2 separate regions of the Homo sapiens genome follow, and region 1 is linked to region 2. A link is a contact called in ENCODE Hi-C data. All regions are on one chromosome and are shown on one strand. The core of a region is the stretch at or near the end of the contact, and the rest is flanking DNA. Distances in the headings are between cores, read along the strand shown. Region 1 overlaps LOC124909485. Region 2 holds the start of KCTD6 (potassium channel tetramerization domain containing 6).

What was found. A loop is a pair of places that touch in the nucleus more often than their neighbours do. Pooled maps may share reads with other maps.
Region 1: a map with no recorded cell type shows a loop between it and region 2 (5-fold over the local background). The contact joins the enhancer-like site here to the promoter of KCTD6 in region 2. A Hi-C loop is called at or near these places in 13 of 37 single-sample maps with no recorded cell type and 14 of 50 pooled maps.

The regions. Positions count from the first base shown.
Region 1 is chr3:58,176,393-58,181,690 of GRCh38, reverse strand. LOC124909485 reads right to left here. Exons shown (of 6, transcript XM_047449435.1): 4 at 3,845-3,983; 5 at 3,684-3,764; 6 at 1-2,198. The coding sequence ends at 1,189. Among named protein-coding and RNA genes, the nearest start is that of FLNB-AS1, 8.4 kb to the right of the region's middle. RefSeq lists an enhancer at 2,998-3,047. Within about 2 kb of position 3,835, at least 8 of the 41 ENCODE cell types and tissues checked have a DNase peak (open chromatin) inside an H3K27ac peak, as active enhancers do.
Region 2 is chr3:58,488,435-58,493,900 of GRCh38, reverse strand. It overlaps KCTD6 (potassium channel tetramerization domain containing 6), which reads right to left and starts at 1,805. Exons shown (of 3, transcript NM_001128214.2): 1 at 1,732-1,805. RefSeq lists a silencer at 1,505-2,154.

The DNA of each region.
Region 1 (5,298 bases), core at 2,586-5,085, 310 kb after region 2:
GAACTTGTTAGAAATGCAGAAGTTCCCCCATCACCGCCCACTCCCTGCCCCAGTCAGAACCTGCATTTTACCAAGACCCCAGCTGATTCCTGTGCATAGGAAAGATGGAAAAGGGCTGCTCTGTAGTAGTGTGGACCACTGCCTGACACCGCATCATTATCTGTTTGTTGTCTACCTTTGGTGAGGGCAGGGATCATGTCTGTCTTGTTCTCTGTTGTATGCCCAGGGACAAAAAGTGTAAGTGTCTGACACATACCAGGAGCTCAATAAACACTTGTTAAATGATTGACAGACTGAATGAATGAATGAGCCAGAAATCAAACCCAAGCCTCCTAATTAAACTGATTCACAATTCTGTGCTTGTTTGTTCAGTGACTCATTTCCAGGTAGAGCTGGGATTCAGTAACTCCAGATCTCCTCTCCATTCTGAATGATGGAATCACACTTGGTTCCTACCTCACAGGGGGTTTGTGAGGACAGTTCCTATTCCAAGTGCTTTCCCACTTGATTTCCCCAAAACTCCATGACACAGGAAGGCACATACTAGGTTATTCCCATTTTTCAGATGTGAAAATTGAGGCCCAGAGAAGTTGAGGCTCTTGCCTGAGATCATACAACTCAGAAGTGGTAGAACCAGGATTTGAACTCATACCTCCTGATTGCAAATCAAGTTCTCATCCCTAGTCCATGTTCATTCATTTGTTCATTCATTCCACAGTCAAGTACCAGCCCCAGGCTGGGAGCTGGGAGGGCATGAATAAAGTTAACTAAGAAGTCTTGGAACCCAAAGGGCTCCCCAGGCCAGATGGATATATAAGGAATGGTGATTCCGTGTGCCCAGTGCTTCTGTGGACTCAAAAACCTGCAGAAGCATGAAGGTGGGCTCAACTAATCTGCTTGGAGGCATCTCAGAAGACTTCCCAGAGGAGGTGATGTGTGAAATTTCATCAGGGTGGGGCAGCAGGAGGAGCATCCCAAGTGGAGAGACCAGAGCATGAAAAGGCCTGGAAGTGTGAAGGTGCCTAAGCACATCCCCAAGGTCTATGTGCTCAGAGGAAGGTGATCCAGGTCCATGAGCCGGGGTGAGGGGTGGTGAAGGATGAGGCTGGGGAGGGAGGCCAGGCCTGCCTGCCAGAGGCCTGGAATGGCAAGATGGTGGTGGCCCTTACCCACGTGCCAGCTGTACTCCTAGGATGACATGACTGGGTACTGGAACTTCTCCTCGGGCTTCAGCCGATGCCGTGCCTGGAGGTCCAGGGCGTGGCCTTGGCCATCGTGGGAGATGCCTGGGAAGAGCAGCTGCAGGATTCTTGGGGAGACCTGCCTCATTTCTAAACTCTCCGGCCTGGTCTGACCTGCTGGCCCCTGAGTTGCTTTTCTGGCCTTCCAGACTCTGTCTCCCTTGGGTGGGGAGTCCTGGACACCCACTCCCTTGGACAGCTGGTTCTGGGCCCCCTTGGTCTCTGGCCATCCAACCTGTACCTCCTTGCTATCACGGGAGCTGGTGGCAGGCACTGGGCCCGCTACCAAGGCTGACCTGGATGGGGCCTGCTGGAGCTGCTTCCTGGGCACGGTCCCCTCCCTTAGGTACTTGTGGCCATCGTTGATCTTCCAGGCAACTTGGGTGGTGGCCTCCTTTTGGATGCATTCCTTCCAGCAGGCCTGGTTCTGGGAGGTCCACAGCTCCCCAGGGGCAGGGAGAGGTGGAGGAGGGAAGAATGGCTCTTCCCACAGCTCTGCGGCCTGTGTTTGGGCTCCCAGAGCCTCATCTCCAAGGATACATGCAGCCGATGAGGGCTGGGTTGCCAAGGCCCTGAAAGAGAGGAGAGGCTGGGCTGCCCTGGGGGACTTGGGGGGTCCCACAGGCAGAAGAACAGACCAGGCTGGAAAAGGGTGCAGAGCCTGGCCACAACCCACCCAAGGTGCCTGTCCTTCCCCCGAGGGACGGGCCCAGGCCTTTACCTTCACACCCACAGGGCTCTGGGGTGGCGCACGGGGTGCTGCAGCCTCTATTCCATTCAGCAAACTCTGATGCACACCTACTATGTGCCAGGCACCCAATGGGGGTCCAAAAAGAGGCCCAGTCTTCCCCGGCCTCAGGGAGCGCTGGACACGCAGCTGAGGAGGTTTCCAGGGCAACTCTAGGGTCCAGCTCCTCAGATACGCAGCTCTGTCCCTTGCTAGCGGAGTGGCCTCATCTGTACAGGAGGGTGAGAGTGGGAACTACCCTTAGTATTGGGAGAATGACACTAGACCAGCATATAAAACACTTGGACAGTGTCTGGCTGGGAGGAAGTGCTCCCTCAACATCAGCTGCAGTTTCACAAGCACCCGTGAGGTGCCAGGTGCTAAGCTGTGCTCTGTGTGCCTTAAACCATCCTCCCCATTAGTAGGCTTTCATGTCCTCCTTTCCAAGTGGGGCAATGGAGGCTTGGAAACCATGTGACTGCCCCAGGGCACTGAGGCTGGTGTGCCCGCTGGTGTGTACCTACTCCATGCCAGGCCCCGGGCTGGGGACTTTACTGTTACATCACTTAATCCTCACAGTGATTTGCAAACAGGCCGTCTTGCGTCACTCTCGCAAATGAGTAAACTGAGGAATCTCTGGGTTTAACCCCAAAACCCACGTCCTTGTGTTACAGACACAAAATTCTCCCAGGAAGTGGGATGGGCACTTGAGAGAGGCGCAGGCAGGGCGGGGCAGGGGAGGACCCACCTGACGCCTCGGCGGTACCACAAAGTCAGCCACCTGGATCCTCACACCTTCTGCCTCCCTGACCAGGGAGAAGGAGGCTGCCCACAGGGCCCTGGGGCCGCTTGCCTTCCACTTTTCATTCAACAAACGTCATTAGCTTCTGACCCTGTGCCAGGCACCAAGCCAGGCTCAAAATGTAGATGAGGAAAGACAGAGCCCAGGTACTTCCTGCTCTCAGGGTTTCACCCTCTAGAAGGGGAGGCAGACGCTTAGCCAGGTTGCAGTGAGTGGGTCAGGGAAGGCTTCCTGGAAGAGGTGCCGTTTGACTGAGACCTGAACTGTGAACATGAGTTAGCCAGGGGCAAAGCACAGGGGAAGAGTGTTGCAGCCTGGGACCCCCCAGTTAGAAAGGCAAGAAAGGCCACGGATGTATAGACTGCCCTCTGGGCCTCAGTCTTTCCACGTGTGAAATGGACTGTGAGGGGTTTGGGAAATTTGGGGAAGAAACTCAGGTTAAGTGGAATAGCTGGGTCTGAGATGCCTCCCCGGGGCACGCACAGTAGTGACTGATGAACCTTTCGCCTGCAGGCTGCCTGAGCAGGAGCTAAGCACCAGTTAGTCATTCTCTCCTGGCGGAGGGCCTACTGTGTGTCCCGGGCTGCAAGTGAACAACAGGACAAAACGCCCTGGCCTCGCGGAGCTGATCCTGCCCTGCCCTGTAACTCGGGTGTCTCCGCGGGCCGAGCCTGGCACACAGTAGGTGCCCGGGAAATGTGCTCAAGTAAATTATGCCTAGGCGCACTTCACATTGGCTCTGTTACTGGGGACAGTGGGGGTGAGGGGTGAAGGGAGGAAGTCAGGAGTTTCGGGGCTTGGGGGCGGCAGGACCCTGGAGTCAATCGGTTGCGGGGCGGAGTCTGCTGCTAGAACTCCAGACAGCCTCTCTGCCCCACCCCCGAAGCTTCTGCGCTGGAGCCCCCGGACTTACCAGCGCAGAAGAAGAGAGGTGGGTGGGTCCCCCTCCTCCTGGTCTGGGAGAGCCCGCGCCTTCCCCACCGCAGGGACTCCGCTCGCGGACGTATTTCGCGTGTCCAAGGCGACCCCTAGCGGTCACTGCGGCCACGACAACCCAGGCAGTCGTCCTCTCACCCCCGAGGCCCACAACTTCCCCGAGAGGGGAGCGGAGCTGGGACGGTGCAGAGAGGCGCTCCCAAAGGGCCGCCTTCCGCGGGCCCAAGGAGGCCAACGGCCCGCTAGGAGAGCCTCCTCTGGCTTCTGTTTTCTGTGTCTGGAGCCGTGCACAACTTCACGGCCCCGTTCCTAGACAGGTTTACCGAGTTTTAACACAGCCTTGACCATTAATGACTACCTGTGTGACCTTGGGGAAGTCACCAAACCTTTTTTTTTTTTTTTTTCTTTTTAGTCTTGCTCTGTCGCCCAGGCTGGAGTGCAATGGCGCGATCTCGGCTCACTGCAACTTCTGCCTGCCGGGTTCAAGCGATTCTCCTGTCTCAGCCTACCAAGTAGCTGGGACTACAGGCGCCCATCATCACGCCCGGCTAATTTTTGTACTTTTAGTAGAGGTGGTGTTTCACCATGTTGGGCAGGCTGGTCTTGAACTCCTGACCTCAAGTGATCCACCTGCCTCTGCCTCCCAAAATGCTGAGATTACAGGCGTGAGACACCGCGCCCGGCCAGTCACTAAACCTTTCTGAGCCTTGACAAACTCTCCTTTAAAAAATGTGATAGTAAGTCTCAGTGCATAGCGTTAGTGTTACTTACGATGATAATTTTCTTACTCTTAGTTTATTAACTTATTTAAGCTCCATCCATCTAACAATCCCTGGGATGGCGCAGTGTGGGAGCAGCCCTCAGGTCTGTCACTGGCCTAGGCCTATGCAAAGGGAAAATGGTGAAGCTCTGAAACCAGGGGACAAGAACAGGCTGGCATGTGGGCTGGAGCCCTCCTAGGTGCATGTGACTCACCCCTTTCTCCTCCCACCTTTCTGGCCACTCCCTGAGGCCACCAACATCCCACCTCAGACAGAGTTCTGTGGTTGGCCCACCCCACCCCACCCACTCCTACTGATACTGCCTAACCCTAATGCCCAGACCAAGACTCTGTCTGCCACACCACACTGCTTTCCTAGGACTCAGAACTTAATGTCTTAGTTCCTTTACACCAATAATAGTAATTTCACGAACACTTATCATGTACTGGACTCTGTGAAATGCCTTTTTTTTTTTTTTTTTTTGAGACAGTCTCGCTCTGTCACCCAGGCTGGAGTACAGTGGCGTGATCTTGGCTCACCACAACCTCCACCTCCTGGGTTCAAGCAACCCTTCTGCCTCAGCCTCCCCACTGGGATTACAGGCACATGCCATCACATCTGGCTAATTTTTGTATTTTTAGTAGAAACGGGGTTTTACCATGTTGGCCAGGCTGGTCTTGAACTCCTGACCTCAAGTGATCCACCCATCTTGGCCTCCCAAAGTGCTGGGATTGCAGGAGTGAGCCACCATGCCTGGCCTGAAATGCTCTTTACGTATATTTTGTCAGTGAGTTCTCAGAACACTCTATGGGGTGGGTCCTGTTACCCCAT
Region 2 (5,466 bases), core at 556-3,055:
GTTACTGATTATGAGACCCTGAGAAAATCACTCTTTATGCCCAGCTTCTTCTTTGGGGAAATGGAGAAAATAAGGGAGATCATGAATATAAAACCATCTGTAAACTAGCAAGTATTAGACAAATGTGAAAACATTAGTGGCAGCAGCATAAACAAAATTTCTAGGTTAACATGAGAAACTTGAGTGTGAACACAAGTAATTTAGAGCATTGGCCTGGAGACGGCAAATATGGAGGAGGCAGCCTCTTAATTTGCTTCAAATCTCCCCAGGTCCTCCTTTTCCCAGAGCTCCAGAAGGGAGAACTATATACAGGTAAAGGGGAGTGTCTAGTTTTCCCAGAGTTCACCAAACACCTGAGCTCCTGATCTCAGAAGGAACTTCTTTAAAGCATGACTCGGGATTATCTCCAAGTTAAAGCTGAATCCAAATACATACAGGTACTCCATTTTAAATGGACCCCAAATATCAAAATCCAAGCGCACTGAAGGATTCATAGGGTTCACCCTAAGATTCCTTTAAGTAGTAATGCTTTGGTTAAAATATGATTTATGAAAATTCAAATCACAAAACTTTGGAATGGCATCCATGGCTATCCTGACCACTCCATCGTTCATATCTAAGGCATAGCACAAAATCAAGTATCAGTATGGACTGATGGTTTCGGCCAAAGAGAAAATACTCTCAACCTACCAACCCTGCTGACAAACACATTTTCCTTTTCCTAGCTACATATTCGTTCATTTGAAAACATCTCAATCTTGGGCTCAGGACTGTGCTACATGCTGTCCCCAAGCTTCTCTCCTATCCCAGGATGATTCAAGTAATAGGGCATTTGTGACAGCGAAAAAAAGAACATGCCAGGGGGATATAGAAGAGATACTTAGGCTACCCCAAATATTCTTAGCCGAGCCGGGTCATCCCAGGTCACTTTGCCACCCAAACCTCTTCTATCACAAAGTCCTAAAATTGGATCCATCAACTTGTTCTAGAACTGGTATACTTGAACAGAAACATGGTAACTTCGGCAGAATATCCAAACAGGATCTCTGTCACGTTTCATTTCCCCGTCCCACCCCCAGACACAGCCTCCACCACTGTCAGCCCAGCAGGTGCTGCCAGGGCTCCCCATTACCATGGCCATTTATCACCTCTGACATCAAGCATTAAAAACGCCACCACACACACACAAATCTAGGCATAAAGAACTCAGCTGCGATCTGAGAGTCTCTTCAGGGCAGAAAATCCCAAAGGCAGGGTTTTGAGTCCTGCCTCAAGCTTTAAACTAGGGCAATTGGTGGCTAATAAGCGCCATCTCCCAAAAACAATCATTTTCGAGCACACCCCAAATATCTCCGTCCGGGCCGCCCTTCGCTGCTGCCCCGCCAGCGAAGCCCCCGCAACCCGACCCGGCCAGGGGTAGGGCGGGCGATGCTCCGGGCCCGGACGAGGGGCGCGCCGCGGGGCTCCGAACCCGGGCCCGCAGAAACCGCGCATCCCCGCCGGGCGGGCCCCGGAACCCCCGCCCAGGCCCCGCCGCGGGCACCTCCGCTGCTGGCTCGTGCCAGCCCGGGACGCGCGGTCCCCTCAACGCGGCCCCGCCGCCGCCCCGTTCCAGGAGCCCCCGCCCAGATCCTCCTCAGCCCCGCTCCCCTGGCCGCTCGGCGCAGACGTCTCCTGAAACCCGGCCCTCCCAAACCCCGGCCCCGCAAGCCCCGCGCCAGCCCCACTCACTGCGCGGCGGCGGCGGCTGCTGCGGCCGGGCCGGGAGATGCCCGCGGCCGGAGAGCGCGAGCGCGGGGACAAGCGAGCCCGCGCCCGGCGACGGCGGCGGCGGCGGCGGCAGAGGGGACGACTGAGCCCGCGCCCGGAGTTGCGGCTCCAGCTGCCCGGCGCGGGCGGCGCCTTCCCAGCAGAGCCGCGGCGCCACGAGCGCGGGCGCCCCCTAACGGCAGCGCGGGCTGGAAGCCAGAGAGCGGGCGGCCTGAGGAACTCAGCCAGCGCAGTCGGAGCCGCGCGGTCAAGACCACACGACCGCAGCCCCGAAGCCCCGCCCCGAAGCCCCAGTCCCGCCCCTTAGGCTCCGCTCCGAAGCCCCGAAACCCCGCCCCTACGTCCCGCCTCCGCCCGCAGCCTGGGGTCCGCCCAACCCCAGGCCCACTGCGTCCTCAGGGGTGGTGCCTCCACAGCTGTTTCTCCTTAGTCATTTCACGAACTTGTATGGGCCCCCCACTATATCTCAGGCCTGGGGGTTTAGGAGATACAGCGGCCACCAAGACGGAGGCGGGTCCTAATCAAAGGAGAAGACAGACAAGACTCAAGGAAACAGCTAATAGACAAAATAATGACAAGTTATGGCCGTAAGTGTTGGGAGGGACATGATTAGAGGACTTAGATGGAGAAGAAGGGAAGGGAGCCCCTGCTCCAAACGCAGTGGCCGAGGAAGACCTGGACCCCGACCTGCGGCCAGAGCTCCTCCTGCCTGCCCTGCATTGGGGAGACAACCCTGCGATGAGGCCTGTGAAGAAGCCCCCGGGGCCACCGGGGCAAGACGGTCTGGTCCGGCCTGACGGGCAAGACAGCAAAGGGCTGCTGGGCCCAGAAGCTCAGCAACACGGGCAGCCAGGTGGAGAGAAGGGCAGAGCTACCTTCAGCAGACAAAACGACCCATGCAAAGGCTCTGGGGCCTGGAGGAGCTCGACCCTAGATGAGACTGGCGCTGGTATTGTCCCCACTTCACCAGGAAGGAAGCCAAGGCTGCAGAGGATGGGCAGCACCTAACGCCTCAGGGCTAATTGGTCTCCATCCGTCCACTCGTTCCAAGTCCATTCACTTCCTGCTAGCCAGGCCACTGTCCCCTTCCGGTGGGACCAGTTACCTGATGCTGGGTTTAACCTTCTCCACCAGAATAACCACTGGCCTTAGAAACTCACTTGGGTTTCACGTCTGCATGTGTGTGAGCTAGCTCTGGGGTTGAAATTGTATCAGCATGATCATCACAGTTATATCTGATACTTGATTTGTCTCCAAAAGCTCAAATTGATAGGTTAAATAAATGACATATGCTTCATCAACATAACTGAGTGCTACATTATCAAATTCACAAAGACTAGGTGAGAATACAGGGAAATGTGTGTGAAAATGATCAATACACAAACTAGTACACATGATATCCTGATTTTATTTTTAAAAACATAAATATATACAGACAAAAATTTTGAAGGAAATACATCAAACCATTGACCATCGTGTTCAAGATAACAGTATGGGAATGTTAATGGCATTACTTCATAACGTTCTTCTGAATTTTCATGAATATTGAATTTATAATCAGAACACATAAATATTGAATTTATAATCAGAAAAATACAATGAGTTTTGGTTTGGTTTTTCTTTTTTTTTTTTTTTGCCCCCCACTCCTCCCCACCCCACTGGGTTTTGTTGTTTTTTAATAGAAGGACAATACCAAAATTACCCAATACTCAGATCTCCAGAATTTGGTGCCACTGAAAACCCAGAATTGCCTCTGATTTACTGGGTATCCTTGAAAGAGTCATTTCCCCTCTCAGGGCTTCTATTTCCCCATATAAAAACTGATGGATTAATTTTGTTGGTGATTTTGTCAGACCTAGTCCCTCCTATCTTAAAATTTTTATAACTAGTGCTAATTGTACTTTCACTTTTGTATTTTATAATTGATAGATGGCTATTGAAATGCAGTTGGGTTTTATATAATCTTATATTCAGCAAAAGTGAACTCTTTCAGTTCTAATAAGTTTGTAGGTTCTCTTGAATTCGCTGTGCAAATAATCATAGAGTCTGCAAGTCATAACAGTGTGGTATCTTCCTGTCCTTTTTTTCCTTTTTCTTGCTGTACTGTGCTGACTAAATTCTCTCACACAATGTTGAAGAGCAGTGATGGTAATGGGCATTTTTATCCTGTTCTTGACTGCTTGTAACATATCACCATTAACTATAGTGTTTGTTGTGGATTTTTTGATAGATATTCTTTATCAGGGTAAGGAAGCACTATTCTTCTTTACTATGAATGGGTGCTGAATTTTATCAATGTGAGATTCCCCCCATTGCAATGTAATGAATTACAACCATGGATCTTACTATATTAAACCATCCATGTATTCCCGGGATAAACTCGCCTTGATAATGTATTTTTTTAAGTCAATGCATTTTTATTCAAGGAATTTCACACGTCATGATGTATTATTTTTTCAGTATACCGCTAGATTCCATTTGCTGATATTTCATTTAGGGTTCCATTTGCTAATATTTCATTTAGGGTTTTTGTATCCACGTGGATGACTGAGATATGCTACTATTTGCTTATTCTCTCCTCGTCTGGCTTTGCTATCAAAGTTACATGAGCCTCATAACATACCTTAAGGAATGAGTGTCTATTCACTAGACTGGGATTTTCTGTAGTTTGAATGTTCTATAGGATTCTCCCGCAAACCATCTGGATCTGTTGGTTTGGGGGGTTGGGGGTGGAAAGGGTTTATATTGGAAGCTGTTTGCCTCCACAGAGCTCAGGGTTGCAAGCCTGCTGGGGAAGGCTGGCTTCTGGTTTACAGCTGCCCCTGACCCTCTGCACCTTTCTTTTCCAGGTGGCCACCAAGTATCCAGGCTCCTGTGGTAAAGATACTGATCCTGGTCTGCCCTGGGGCCAGGCTGACCTGGAGGGGGCTGTTTATTATTGCAGCTACACCTGTTACAGGAAGGAACCAAGCCCAGCACGGTGCTGGGAGGGCAAAGGGGCACCAGCAGTTGACAAGACAATGAAGTGTGGAGATCTGAGTCCCCTCCCTCTCTCCCTTCTCCCAACTCTCACTGCCTAGCCGACCTCACCTCCTACTTGTCAGGAAAACCTTTCCCCTTCAGTGGGAGCCCCCTAGAACCCTCCTCTGCCCTCTTTTGGAATGACCTGCATTGCACTGTCCTCCCCTCATGAGATGGCTGGGGGATTCCACCTCCTGTCCAGGTGATCCCCTCCCTGGGCTCTAGTCCATTCCTTCTCCCACCCTTTAGCCTCTCCAGGCTCAGATCTTCCATCCCTCCCTCTCTCCAGTCCCCATCTCCCACGCCCATCAGCAGATAAACAGCCTCAGGTCTCTGTCCCTGACTCAAGAATTTTCAGACTTCTCCTTCGACACAGTGTCCCCCTCCCTCTCTTCCTTTGCTGTGTCCCCCCACTTCCCCTAAGACCCCAACCCGTAACATTCAATCTGGCCTCAGGGCCCACCTCTCCATCTAAATGGCTCACCAGAATCCTCCTTGATACTAAATCTGAAAGAACCTCCTCCGACCTGCATGGCTCAGGCCTCTCCGCAGCAAGGCTTCTGCAGTGACGTCTGCCAGGGGACAGCCCCTTCCCTTGGCTTCTAGGATGCATGTTCTCCTCCTTCTTCCATAGCTCCTCCTCTTAGACTTACAAAGATGCTCCTCTTGCTTTAC